2 separate regions of the Homo sapiens genome follow, and region 2 is linked to region 1. The links are chromatin contacts, found by Hi-C or POLR2A ChIA-PET in ENCODE. All regions are on one chromosome and are shown on one strand. The core of a region is the stretch at or near the end of the contact, and the rest is flanking DNA. Distances in the headings are between cores, read along the strand shown. Region 1 overlaps LOC105373401 (a long non-coding RNA gene). Region 2 has its middle 28 kb from the start of LINC01247.

What was found. Hi-C counts contacts between places; a loop is a spot of excess contacts on that map. ChIA-PET counts read pairs that join two places held with the same protein, here RNA polymerase II (POLR2A). Pooled maps may share reads with other maps.
Region 2: a loop to region 1 is called in a map of GM12878, with 2.6 times the contacts of the local background. The contact joins two enhancer-like sites. A Hi-C loop is called at or near these places in 2 of 168 maps with a recorded cell type or tissue (GM12878 and OCI-LY7), 26 of 37 single-sample maps with no recorded cell type and 8 of 50 pooled maps. POLR2A ChIA-PET finds 5 or more read pairs at or near these places in 3 of 52 experiments (GM12878, H1 and OCI-LY7).

What each region holds. Positions count from the first base shown.
Region 1 is chr2:6,305,405-6,311,399 of GRCh38, reverse strand. All of the region lies in intron 1 of LOC105373401 (a long non-coding RNA gene), which reads left to right. Among named protein-coding and RNA genes, the nearest start is that of LINC01247, 67 kb to the left of the region's middle. Within about 2 kb of position 1,820, at least 2 of the 41 ENCODE cell types and tissues checked have a DNase peak (open chromatin) inside an H3K27ac peak, as active enhancers do; they include GM12878 and OCI-LY7, where a contact is called at or near this core.
Region 2 is chr2:6,343,525-6,350,386 of GRCh38, reverse strand. No RefSeq gene overlaps it. Among named protein-coding and RNA genes, the nearest start is that of LINC01247, 28 kb to the left of the region's middle. RefSeq lists enhancers at 4,138-4,187, 4,668-4,717. Within about 2 kb of position 4,711, at least 2 of the 41 ENCODE cell types and tissues checked have a DNase peak (open chromatin) inside an H3K27ac peak, as active enhancers do; they include GM12878 and OCI-LY7, where a contact is called at or near this core.

The DNA of each region.
Region 1 (5,995 bases), core at 571-3,070:
GTTTTCCTCATCTCTTCCATTTACACAGACCCCTGCTGCCCAGCTGGGAGTGTGTCACCCGCAAGACAATACAAAACTCAACGTTCTCTGCGTTCTGGCTCTAAGTCATATTTTTATAAGATATATGCTGTGTGCCCTATCTTCGTTTCTGTTTATTTCCTTATTTCCAAGGAATAATCAGTTTGAGATTCGTCAACACAATAAAACTCAAAGAGACGGCCAGAGAGAGATTCAATGCAGGAGAAATATAGAAAAGACCGATTATCATGAAAACTCTCAATTTGCATCTTGCTCTCCTTGTAAGTCATAATACCAGGAAGCCAATGCAATCCCCTGAAGGAAGCTTTTCATATCTAATGACAAGGCTATATGCCTCCAGGGTGGTTAGATTATATATATTTCATCAGTCATCTGAAACGGTCCCTCTCCTTTCTGTGCTTGGCACTCATGAGGAGATGGGACCCGTTTCCCAGGGAGGAGACCTAGTCTCACAATCTGCCCAGCAGAAAGCTACATAATATGCTTCCTGATTTCTTCTGGCAAGAGGCTCACCTAGCCATGTCTCCAGGCTGCTAGCTGGGGATGGGGAGCGCCCTGCTGGGTGTACACAGAGGCTCCTGCAGCCGGGACTGCTCCTCCCAGGGATGCAAGCCCTGTGCACTTAGGCACGTGTGGGCCAAGCCTTCCTGAGTGTGCTCTTTAATCATCTCGGTATTAAAAATGCATTCTGAAGAGCATTTCCAAAGGGAGTGTGCTGGATACACGGCTCTCCCTGCTTTGAAGAGCATGCTATCATTACTGCACCCAGTCTCCCCTAACAGCCGAGCAGACAGGAGGGGGGATAGCCGCGGTTCTAGACTTGGGCAGACTACCAACAGCTGCAAAGTTAATTATGGCTCTCTCCCTCGTTCTCCTTCTCTTCAAAATCTCAGCTTTAGAAATAAAAGATAAGAAATTCTTTAGAGTAATTAGAGACTGCTGAGCGCTTGTGGTAATAATGAAGGAAAACATTCTGACTGATTTACAGCAGGAAGAGGCAGTGAGAGTAGCGATGCAGGTTGAAAAAAAAATAATTAAAATCAGCTTTGCCACTATCTTGATGGAGCTGTCAGTCAGCCTCAGAGAGAAAAGAATTGCTAATGAAATATTAATATGCTGCTTTAGATTTTATATAACTGCCTTTTGTTCCCAGGTACTGTTCCAGTTTGTCAGTCAAAGGGGTCAGGTGTGAAAGGACACAGAACCAATGTGGTCGAGGGGGAAATGAGAGCTCTGTGGCCCCAAAGATGCTGGGCTGCAGAAAGGACTCACTGGAGCATTGCAGCAGACAGTCCCACGGGCCTCCCCTGACAGCCACAGCCTCAGCTGCCCCAGCTGGAGAAATCCTAGTGGGGCAAAGCTTTTTTTCTTTTCTTTCTTTTTTTTCCTCCCCCAGGCTGACAGACACTAAATGTCAGCAATCATCAAGATACAATCAGAGCTGGTTTTATAATATCTATAAGTGGTTTTGAAGTCTGCAGATGCCAGACGGTTTGAAAATCTCAGAGAAATTGCATCTCATAGGTAGTCTACAGACGAGACATAGGCCCCACGTATTTTTTGTTTTATCAAACCAATCACTCAGAGCCACAATGCGAAATGGATGACACGGTTTGGAAGCTGTGTGTGTGTGCTAGCGCGTGCACATGTGTGTGCCCATGTGTGTGCATGCACATATGAGAATTTGCTTTGTGTACAGGCACACCTGTATGCATGTGGCTGTGTGAGTTGCATGTCTTTGTGAGCATTTTGCATATGCATGTCTGAAACCACCCAAATGCTAAAAGTTTCTTAGGTAGCCCACAATACACCCTATATGGACTGGTTTGGGGACACACTTTGTTTCTTAGAACTCCTGACTTGCACATTCTGGCAATCCAAGTAAACACAGAAGAGATAAAGCAAAGGCACAAGGAAACTGGTCAGGAGGCACCACAAGGAGCCACAAACAGAGGATGCAACCAAGGCCCGGGTGACAACACTGTATGAATGTCTTTTTGCTTAGACTCCGTGAAAGTCTAGAGTCTGAGGAGGAGTGGCCAGGGAACAAAGACCCAGGTGATGAAATCCAGGGTCAGGAACCAGGCAGGTGAGATGGGTCAAGGTGGCAGAGGAGAGACATCTGAAGAAAGAGCCCAGTGATCTGGGTTAAGTCCTGACACTGACAAGAGCTCACTGAGTGACTCTGGGCTGGTAATACAAACCCTTTGGCCTTATTTCCTGTAACTGAGATGTGAGAAGGAGCAGGGGTCCCCAAGGTCCCCTTTGGGTCTATGATCCGGTTAGAAGGCATTTAAAAAGGGACACTGAATAAGAGCCATGGCCATTCTTGCCTAGGACATGGTTTCTGGCTTTCATAAGATAACTCACCTGTTTCCATGATTCAAACTTTAAAAATTATAGCTGAGGTGAGAACATTTTTTAACTTAGAAACATGAAAAAAGTGAAATAGTGTGGTATAATAGCTACTTCATTTATCAGGAATTTACTGTGTATGAGGAACTTGCACCATTTTGAAGTATCTTAAATGTTCAATAAAATAAATGTGAGCATCCCCTAGTGACGTATGAAAAAAGGGAGACCTGTATTTCCACGCTAGTTAAGGGCAGAGAGTTAGCCCTCACCCAGGTCTGTGTCTCTGAATTCTATGCTGTCTCTGTTCCAAGTTAAGACCGATAGCGATAGGTCAGTTCATGTGGTAAGTGGCCAAAAGCGATAATACATGCTTGTTTAAATTAATCATTATTATTTAATCCTGAGAACAATCTTATGAAGGTCAGGGAGGTTTGGAAGGTCCCCAGGTAGCCCACATCTGTGCCCCTCTCACCTCATTCCTCAGTTCCCCTAAGGTAGGACCTTCCCTTCTCCGGTTCCATTTAGATAAGAACAGAAACCAGGAGACCTCATGCTGAATGGACAGATTTCAGCTTCAATTTTAGAGCTGAGAGGCCACATGACTTTGAAGAAATCGTATGTTCTCCCTGCCCCTTGGTTTCTGTCTTTAAAACAGGATACTATTGCATAACTTGGCAGAAATATTCTGAGGTTTAAGTAAAAAAATAGGCACATAGCATAGTTCATCGCTAATCATGGTAAAATAACAATAAGTCACATTTATTGATTGAACAGGTGAAATGCACCAGCCATTGTGTTATGCATTTGGGAATGATGAGGAATAAAACACAATTATTTTTCTCTCAAAAGCAATTCTCAGGATTTACAACGTTTGTGAGTGGCGTAAGCACTCAGCTCCAACTGTGCCCTTTTGCTCTGTTGCCCAAGCTGGTCTTGAACTCCTGGTCTTAAACAATCCTCCTTCCTTGTCCTCCCAAAGCATGGGATCACAGGCAGGCAGCATCACGAAGGGCCTCCAGCCATTCTTGATTATTCAACTCAAGTAGTTAGAGAAAAAGAAAAAATGTACATTCCAAACTGTACATTTATTCATTCTTTTTCTACATACTCTTTTGTCAATCTGTACATGAAATGCCAGTAAAGCTCAATTTGTTTTCTAATTTGCTAAATGAAAATAAACATGCATAGATATTCTTTTCTTCTCGCTTGAAGACCTTGCACATTCTATTTTGAAATTTACTCCCTTTGCTAGTAAAAGGAGCAAATCTACCTGACTGTACAGCACGTGTTTCTCAACAAGGCTTTTGTTGTTTTCTACTCATTGTCTTCTTTTAATATGGTATAAGAGGTGGTTTCTTTGTGTTAAGTGGCTATTAAAAAAAATAACTATATGGCCGGCCATGGTGGCTCATGCCTGTAATCCAGCACTTTGGGAGGCCGAGGCGGGTGGATTATGAGGTCAGGAATTCAAGACCAGCCTGGCCAACATGGTGAAACCCCATCTCTACTAAAAATACAAAAATGTCCGGGCAAGGTGGCTCACGCCTGTAATCCCAGCACTTTGGGAGACCAAGGTGGGCAGATCACTTGAGGTCAGAAGTTCAAGACCAGCCCGGCCAATATGGTGACACCCCATCTCTACTAAAAATACAAAAACATTAGCCGGGCATTGTGGCAAGTGCCTGTAATCCCAGCTACTCAGGAGGCTGAGGCAGGAGAATGGCTTGAACCTGGGAGGCGGAGGTTGCAGTGAGCCGAGATCCGGCCACTGCACTTCAGCCTAGGCGACAGAGAAAGATTCCATCTCAAAATAAATAAATAAATAAATAAATAAATAAATAAATAATAAAAATACAAAAATTAGCCAGGCGCTGTGGTGGGTGCCTGTAATCCCAGCTACTCGGGAGGCTGAGGCAGAAGAATTGTTTGAACCTTGGAGGCGGAGGTTGAAGTGAGCCAAAATTGGCCACTGCACTCTAGCCTGGACGACAGAGCAAGACTCTATCTCAAATAAAAAAAAAACAAAACAACAAAAAACAAAAAAACACCAAAAAACTATGCATCAACTATGCTACTGGGGAGAAAAAGAAAATGAGGGAAAAGGGAAAGAAGAGATTTTAAAAAGTAGTAACTCGCAACTCCACCTCAAAAATGAACTATTTAAGTTGATCCCATGTCTTTGCTATTGTGAACAGTGTTGCAATAAACATATGCATGCAGGTGTCTTTGTGTTCGAACGATTTATATTCCTTTGGATATATACCCAGTAATGGGTTTGCCAGGTCGAACGGTAATTCTGTTATTAGCTCTTTGAGGGATCGCCACACTGCTATCCACCATGGGTGAACTCATTTATACTCCCACCAATGGTCTATAAGTGTTTCTTTTTTTCCACAACCTCTTCAGCATCTGTTATTTTTTTGACTTTTTAATAGTAGCCATTCTGACTGGTGTGAGACGGTATCTCATTGTGGCTTGGATTTGCATTTCTCCAATAATCAGGGATGTAGAGCTTTTTTCCATTGCTTGCTGGCCCCATGTATGTCTTCTCTTGAAAAGTGTCTGTTTATGTCCTTTGCCCACTTTGTAATGGGGTTGAGTTTTTTGGTAATTTTGTTTAAACTCCTTACCTAAATGCTTATCAATTTTAGACTGGATAAGAAAACGTGCTACATATGCATCATGGAATATTATGCAGCCATAAAAAAAGAACAAGATCATGTTCTTTGCAGGAATATGGATTGAACTGGAGGCCATTATCTTTAGCAAACTAATACAGGAACAGAAAACCAAATATTGTATATTCTTACTTATAATCAGGGGCTAAATGATGAGAACACATAGACACAGAGAGAAACAACAGACACTGGGGCCAACCTGAGGGTGAGAGGGGAGAGAGGATCAGAAAAATAACTAATGGGTACTAGGCTTAATACTTAGGTGACAAAATAATTTGTACAACAAACTCCTGTGACACAAGCTTACCTATGTAGCAAACCTGCACATGTTCCCCTGAACTTAAAAGTTGAAAAAAATAATTATTGCTAATCTAACACTCATTGAGTATTTTAAGCCAATCATAGAATGAATGCTTAGGGCAAATACTTATTACATGTTCACACCATTCTGGGAACTGTGCTAAGTTCTTTCCATATGGTTATTCATTTGATCCTCACAACTATATGATATTGAAACAATTACCCTGTGAGGTGGGTATAATAAGACTCATTTTACAGATGAGAACACTGAGACAGAGAAACATTAAGTACATGCCTGCTAAGCAAGTAAGTAGAAGGAATAGTTCTGGATAAATAGTATTGCACGTGGCAAAGAAATGGATCAATGGCAGATGGACTCCCCCTAAATACTTCAAAAAGCCAAAGATGAACACTTTGTAAATAAATCCTGTAAGTACTCCAGGTTGTAACTGGCCTCAGAACTGGTGTGCCTGGATTTTGATGATGAGCCAGAGAAGGAAGCAGCCTTGGCTGCCTGTAGGGTGAAGCTAGCAGGTTACCCGACTTCTCGGGGTTTGAGTCTTGTGTATGTGGAAACAGAGATAATAGCTCTTCTTATTTTATGCAGCACAAACACTTGACTT
Region 2 (6,862 bases), core at 3,462-5,961, 36 kb before region 1:
GGACATTTGTAACAAAAGTCCCCGTGCTATGTTACTGTTTGTCTCAGATATTGATGGGTTCCAATCCCCTCCATACTGCGTGCGTGACTTTTGTTTCCCTGGATCCACACCTCATTAAATACGTCATAGCTCCTTGGAAGGTGAGATCATTACCATGCCACACATTTGTAGATCCTCAGAAGATGGCCTTGCTTGGTGCGGCTCAGCAAGCGATGAGCACAGCCAGTGGGTTGGCTGTCAATTCCTTTCTTTTTCAGGATAGACATATTTTACTGTAAACCTGTCCATGTCATTGTTGTTTGAATTCGTGAAAAGCTGGCGCCCCTGGCAAGCGAACTCAGGAGGAAACACTGACGATGTCTCCTCCTCCCATTCTCATGCTGCACCAGAGGAGGACCTGGTGGAGAAAAGTATAGACTGAGACCCTCCCGGGGTTGAAACGTTGCTGTTGAAACCTTTTGTTCTACCTTAGTTTCCACATGACATAATCCTCTCTCCTCCAGCATTACACTTAGAGATGAGTTGAACAGAGAGAACCACATTTTTTACCCTTCTGTTGTTCCATTGTTAACAAAAATTAAAATGCAATAAGTACCTATATATTCCCATAAAAATGTGAAACTTGGAACAAGAAGAAATTTCAAGGCAGAAAAGAACACACACTTGTGTTGACACGGATCTGAATAAACAATGACTTGCAAACACACACTCTGAAATAGCAATTGTGACAGCCTATGATGGAATCATGGAGTTGCTAGAGTTGCCCTTCTGGCTTTTTCAAAACTGTTAAAATTGTACTAACTCTTTTTTAGTTCAAGTTAGTAATCTCTATCAGAAAGCTTTGCCTTGTACATTCCGCAGGATTGAGAAGCTCATCAGGGTTCTGACACATCACTCTATGGTACCTGCGAGAGAACTCACCACACTGCAGAGGAACCATGAGCTTCTTCATCAGTTTCTCCCACAGTCTGAAAGTATCTGTGAGTTTTTCTAGTGCACGGTCAATCTTGTCACCTTGAAAATGTTCAATTAAATGTGTATTCAAATGAATGTCAAACTAAGGATCATCTTGGGTTTTATTGGATTTGTCACAATAGATACCAAACTTAATAGGAGAATTTTTTTAAAGATATTTTGGAAACCTTTGCCACTTACCCAGGCTTATACTATTGCTTGCTTTCCTATAACATCTAAAATGATACGTATACTACATATTTTGACCTTAAGTGCTGAAACATTCAGTTTTTCATTGACCAAATGTATGAGATTAGAGTTAAGAAATACATTTTTAAAAAAGGGTCCTAGGATTATCAAAGCCTGGGAATCAGCCACCTCATCTGAATATTCTGCTCTTTGCTAAGGAGGGTGAGGCTGAACAGAGGGACTCAACTGCAGAGATGTACTCAGACCAACTACCTTCCTAACCTCTGTTAGGAAGGAAAGCATCTCTGTAATAGACACTTTGTCCAGACTCCTGAATTTGATCAATGTGGGTAAGAAGATGACTAATCAATGAGAGCTGAACAAAAGGCATTTTATTATTCAAGACTGTGATAAGATTTTCCCACTTTTAAATGAAAAAAAAAACTCAAATAATTTTAATCAAAAGGAGATTTGTATACCAGATTCATTTAAATTTCTGACTTAAAAAAATTCTACTGGAATTTGATATAGAGAAAAGTCAGGGATATATAATATTGGCATAGAGTTAGTAGAGAGTTAAAATTCATTTTTTAGCTGCACTATCTGCCTAAACTGCCCTTAACAAGATCATTTTTTATACATGAAATTTTGCACCTCATTACCCCTAATTACATCCTTTTAACGGCATTCTTTGAAAATGCAGACTGAACAATGTAGGATAGAAAATACTTATCTTTCTTCTATTCCTGTTAATTGTTGAGTCTTATTCTTAAATCTGACTTCATCTTTTATCTCTTTCTATCCAAACTAAAATGTTTCATTCTGATCTAAACTTCAGAGACTTTTCTTTTTGGGAATAGGGAAAGAAATACACCATCTTAATGAGGAGAGCAGCAACATTTTCCTTTCCACTCTTGTAGCACATTCTTTCTACTTTGCTATATCACATGATTACCCAGTAACCATTTTGGCTTCAAGATTATTAGCTTATTAAGGACAGAAACAATATTGTATAGATCTATTGAATCCTTATAATATCTAAACTGGTGCCTTGAGTAGACTATGCAACTAGTAAGTTTTTATTGAATAAACAGGTTTCATATTTTGCAAGACATCTTGTATTATCTTGAATATTTCCAAATATTAGAAATGTTCTCAAATTTTGTGATTATTTCTGCTTTCCTCAGCTTCTAACAGATTGTTTACTCCATAAAGCCCTTCACAGTTTTCCTAAGCATTTTCTCGTGTCAGTCTAACAAATATTTGAAGATAATTATATTGTGCTTCTGAGTATTTTTTTTCTATACCATTCTCCTTAATGCAAGTTTCTTCATTTTTAGCTTTTAAATGTAATTATCCAGATTGCTCTTCTCTGAGCATTCATCTATAACTATATGTGTGTGTGTAGATAGATAGATAAATAGATAGACAGGTAATAGATAGATAGATATGAAGATATGAAGATACCTGTTAAATATATCTTAGTAAACAGAATTCAAAATTGGATCTAATAATCTGAGGCAATATGTGTAGCTAAAATAAATGGAACTATCATTGCTATCATTTTTATGTAATTCTTCTAGTGATGCTAGTAATACTACCAATGTATATATGGCTACTTTTAAAGTCATATAATTCAGTTAAATCAAAATGATTTTGATTTCAATAAAACCCTTGCTTTTTAAGGCTAGATTGTCACTATCTTATTCTTGCATTTGTTTACGGGAGACCTAAATACTATAGATAGATAGATAGATAGATAGATAGATAGATAGATAGATAGATAGACAGATAGATAGATAGATAGACAGATAGATAGATAGACAGATAGATAGTGATAGACAGACAGACAGACAGACATAGAGAATATTTGGATGGATATTTATTTTGCAATACGCACTTGACATGTGTGATCTAATTCTCACAACCACTTTGTAAGGTAAAGGCGATTCTTATTCTCATTACACAAATGACGAAATTGAGGCTTAGGAAGATAAGTGTACAAGAGTAGGTGATAGGGCCTGGATTTTGTTCTTAAGAAAATTTCCCCTGAATCCTGGGCCTCTACTCACTTCTTCACAGTCATCACTCTGCCTGATGAGGTATTCTTGGAGTTGTGTATGTTTGCCTTTCACCTGCTGTTTCATAAATGTCATGCCACCAGGAAAATGGCTAGTTGAATCAGATATACTTGAGAATACTTGCAGAGGTCTATACATGTGTTCTGTTGGAAAAACTGGACTAGTGGGGTAAGAATGGGGGTTCCTCCTTCCACCTCCAGGTAATTCAGAGGGTTCTCTGCCAATAACTTTTTCCTAACTGAATCTATTGTAACTCAGAATATTTTTTTTTTCTAAGAGTAAAGTTTTGGGCCAAGTCCTACTTTTTGGTGGGAATATCTGTGGACAAGTGGAATCTTGAGTCTTCTCTTAAAACTAATTACTTGGCTATTGTCCTTTCTACACAAATGCAGGGAGAGCCCTGTGCTACTGTTACAATGATGTCTCCTTATTGGGCTGAAAGCACTGTATGAACCATCTTGTCAAAAGTGCTAATGAGTGTATATTTATATTTTCAGGAGAGTATCAAGGGTTCTTTCTTCCCTTGATCTTTTGCACAGAATTAAATAAAACACACCTGGGAAACATACTTATAGAACAAGGTTGAATTTTCTCTATTTAAAAATTGATTTGAGAAAGAAAAGCATTTAAGAAGGAAAGAAAAATAAAATCAAGGAGTTGATTTGAATTAGAATAAAGAATATTGTCCTGAACGTCAGATCACATGTGCTTGATGATCAGCTCACCTCTGCCCTTTTAAAGGCTTTGTTTCTAGGATATCAAGATGCATCAGACGCCATGTCAAAGGCTCCCAGAATTTGAGACTTACATCTCAAAGGCTGTCACATCCCCTGTCCTGCAGATTTCTTATAGAGAACAATACCTGCCTTATAAGACTGGTTCTGGTAAGTCCTTTAATTTTTGGTGTCCAATCAGTTACTAGTAGATGCCAAACCTTGAGTTCATGTTTTAGTTACAGACTTCAGCTCATACTTTCTCAATTATAACACTAAGAATCGTCCTTTGGATAATAACGCTTATATCAAACCTAGAGACTACGTAAGCACAACTTTTCTCTTTTACTGTTCTATTCACAGTTAAAATATCTTTGTGTGTGTGTGTGTGTGTGTGAGAGAGAGAGAGAGAGAGAGGTGGGATAGAGAGAGAGGGACAGAATGAGAACAAATCTGGATTTGTCAAGGAAAAAAATGTTCCATGGCAAAGGAACCATGAGTTGACCAATGGGTACCGATATCTACTGTACACAAAGGATCGAAGCCAGTCCTGAGGGCTAGACGGGAGAAAACATCATAGTGACCCTAACCTGTATTTAAATGTATCCCGTAGAAGTTAGCTAGACTGCAGCCAGAGCAATACAGTGAGTAATCACCAAGTCATGTTTCTGAACTCACATGACTCCTCTGAAACATGTGGTGAAGATATTTGAGGCATTATCAAACACCTGCAGATTTTCAGTTCCTCATTTCTTGCTCATGTGATTTATTAACAGTTCTGCTAATGCAGATAGAATGCAGCCTCAAATTACAGCAGAGGAGAGGGTTGAATGCTGTGCAGCCTATGCTATTCAGAGTGCAGAATATCTGCAACCTAGTTGATCATTTTTGAATCATCAGCTCCATCTTTTTGTTAAATTAACAATTTAACAGCTGCTTTCATCAAAGTTCTTTTGTGTCTACCAACACGATACTGTAATTTTTTTTCCTAAATGCAATTTCCAAGATCATTTCTGTCTTTTCAGTCCCAGATTACTGATTTGCATGTTTGATCAATTTGTATACAAATGTTCAAGAATTTATAAACCATCTAGGGAGCATGAAACACCCTCTAGAGCTCTAGAGAATAATTTGATCCATCTCATCATTCACTTACTTAAATTTCTTTTTCATTAAGAACAGGTGATGAATGAAGGCAGTAAAATATGACTGAGCTTAGGTATACTGTTTCCTAAATAGGAAATATTGTAAACCAAAAGATTTTCACAAAATTCTAGTAAGTGGGAATATTGAAAATTGAGTCAGATTTGTCATAGAAAACATATTTTTTTCTTTTTACCTTTTGTGTTAGTCGGCTTGGGTCACCATACCAAAATACTATACAATGGGTGGCTTAAACAACAGAAATTTATTTCTCACACTTCCAGAGGCTGGGAAATTCAAGATCGAGTTGCTAGCCAATTTGTTCTCTGTCAGGGCCTCCTTCTTGTTTTGTAGATGGGCACCTTTTTGTGACATCCTTGGTGCATGCAGGCACACACACACACACACACACACACACAGAGAAAATGTTCAGGTGTTTCTTCCATTGGACCAGAGCCCAGGACCTCATCTAAACCTACTTATTTCCCCAAGGTCCCATCTGCAAACACTGTCGCATCAGGGGTTAGGACTTCAAAGGATACAATTTGTTTGCAACATCTTTTATAACAACTCAGTCTGCAACACTTCTCATATCTCCAACAATATTTAGGCTTTAATTTATTTTAAAATCATATTTCTAAGCTATATGCATAATAGTACAGCCTGAATGTCTTGAGCTCAAAAGAAGACCTTTAGAAAACAATGCACCTAGATTTTCAAGGAAAATCTATGCTACGTTTGTGGCAGAAGCCACTTGAATTGGCTGATACAAGTTTCTTTCTTGGCTACTGGATCTCATTAGAACCAGCTTCTCCAGATTGGAATGACCTCCTTAAGGGCCCTGAGTATCATCTTCTGTGTCTAGTTAAATTGAGGAGGAGGCACAACCTACTACGTAGCCTTTGCAATCAGGAACAATCAGTCCCCCTTGAGCATTCCTCAGAACAGGAACTGTTCAAATCTGCCCTTTCTCTGAGCTTGTGGGTCCAGACAGTGCAGGAATAGCTGGACAGGTTGGAAGAAGAGAAGGCCAGGAAAATTTCCAGAAAAGTCCCTGAGGCATTCATTGGAGCCGAGAGTCAAGCTCAAGCAGCAAGGTACAAAATACTAACATCAAGTCCAAAGGGTAAAAGACTGAGTTAGGATGGGCTAATGGAATAAGAAGTTTTGGGTAAGTGGAAACAAAGTTGAAATAACAATAGCCCCAAAGCAAATCAGAAGGTTCACGTTTATTACCCCAAACAGTGCTGGGCCAACTGTAGCTTGCCTTATCAGCTACTCCACGTTGGATGAAGATAGCTTTGATCTTCTGGCTTAAAGGATCAGAGGCAGTGTGAGTAGAAACTCAACCGTTTCCCAAAGGGTGGAAAAGCAAATGATATGGCTGGCAAAACACGACTCTCAATGCTTTGGCTTAGATGTGATACATGCCACATTCATTTACATGCCATTGGCCAAAGCAAGTCACACAAACAAGCTTGATGTCATCTGGGTGAGGATACATACTTCTCCAATGGGAGACACTACAAATCCCGTGCATGGTGCAACTGTATATAATTCTTTTACAAGAAAGCAGAGTGAATATGAAGAAGCAATAGTTCAATCTACTACATCTTTTGAAAATAACTTTCCCTTTAGAAAGACCGTCATTTCTCTTGCATGCTTGCTGTTTCCTTCCATTTGTTTTTCAAAACACTAATCTTGGTTAGATTCACATATAGTCTTCATGCCTTTATCTGTGAAGGTGAACACCAGTATAGAATGTTTAGAAAAAGACAAAAG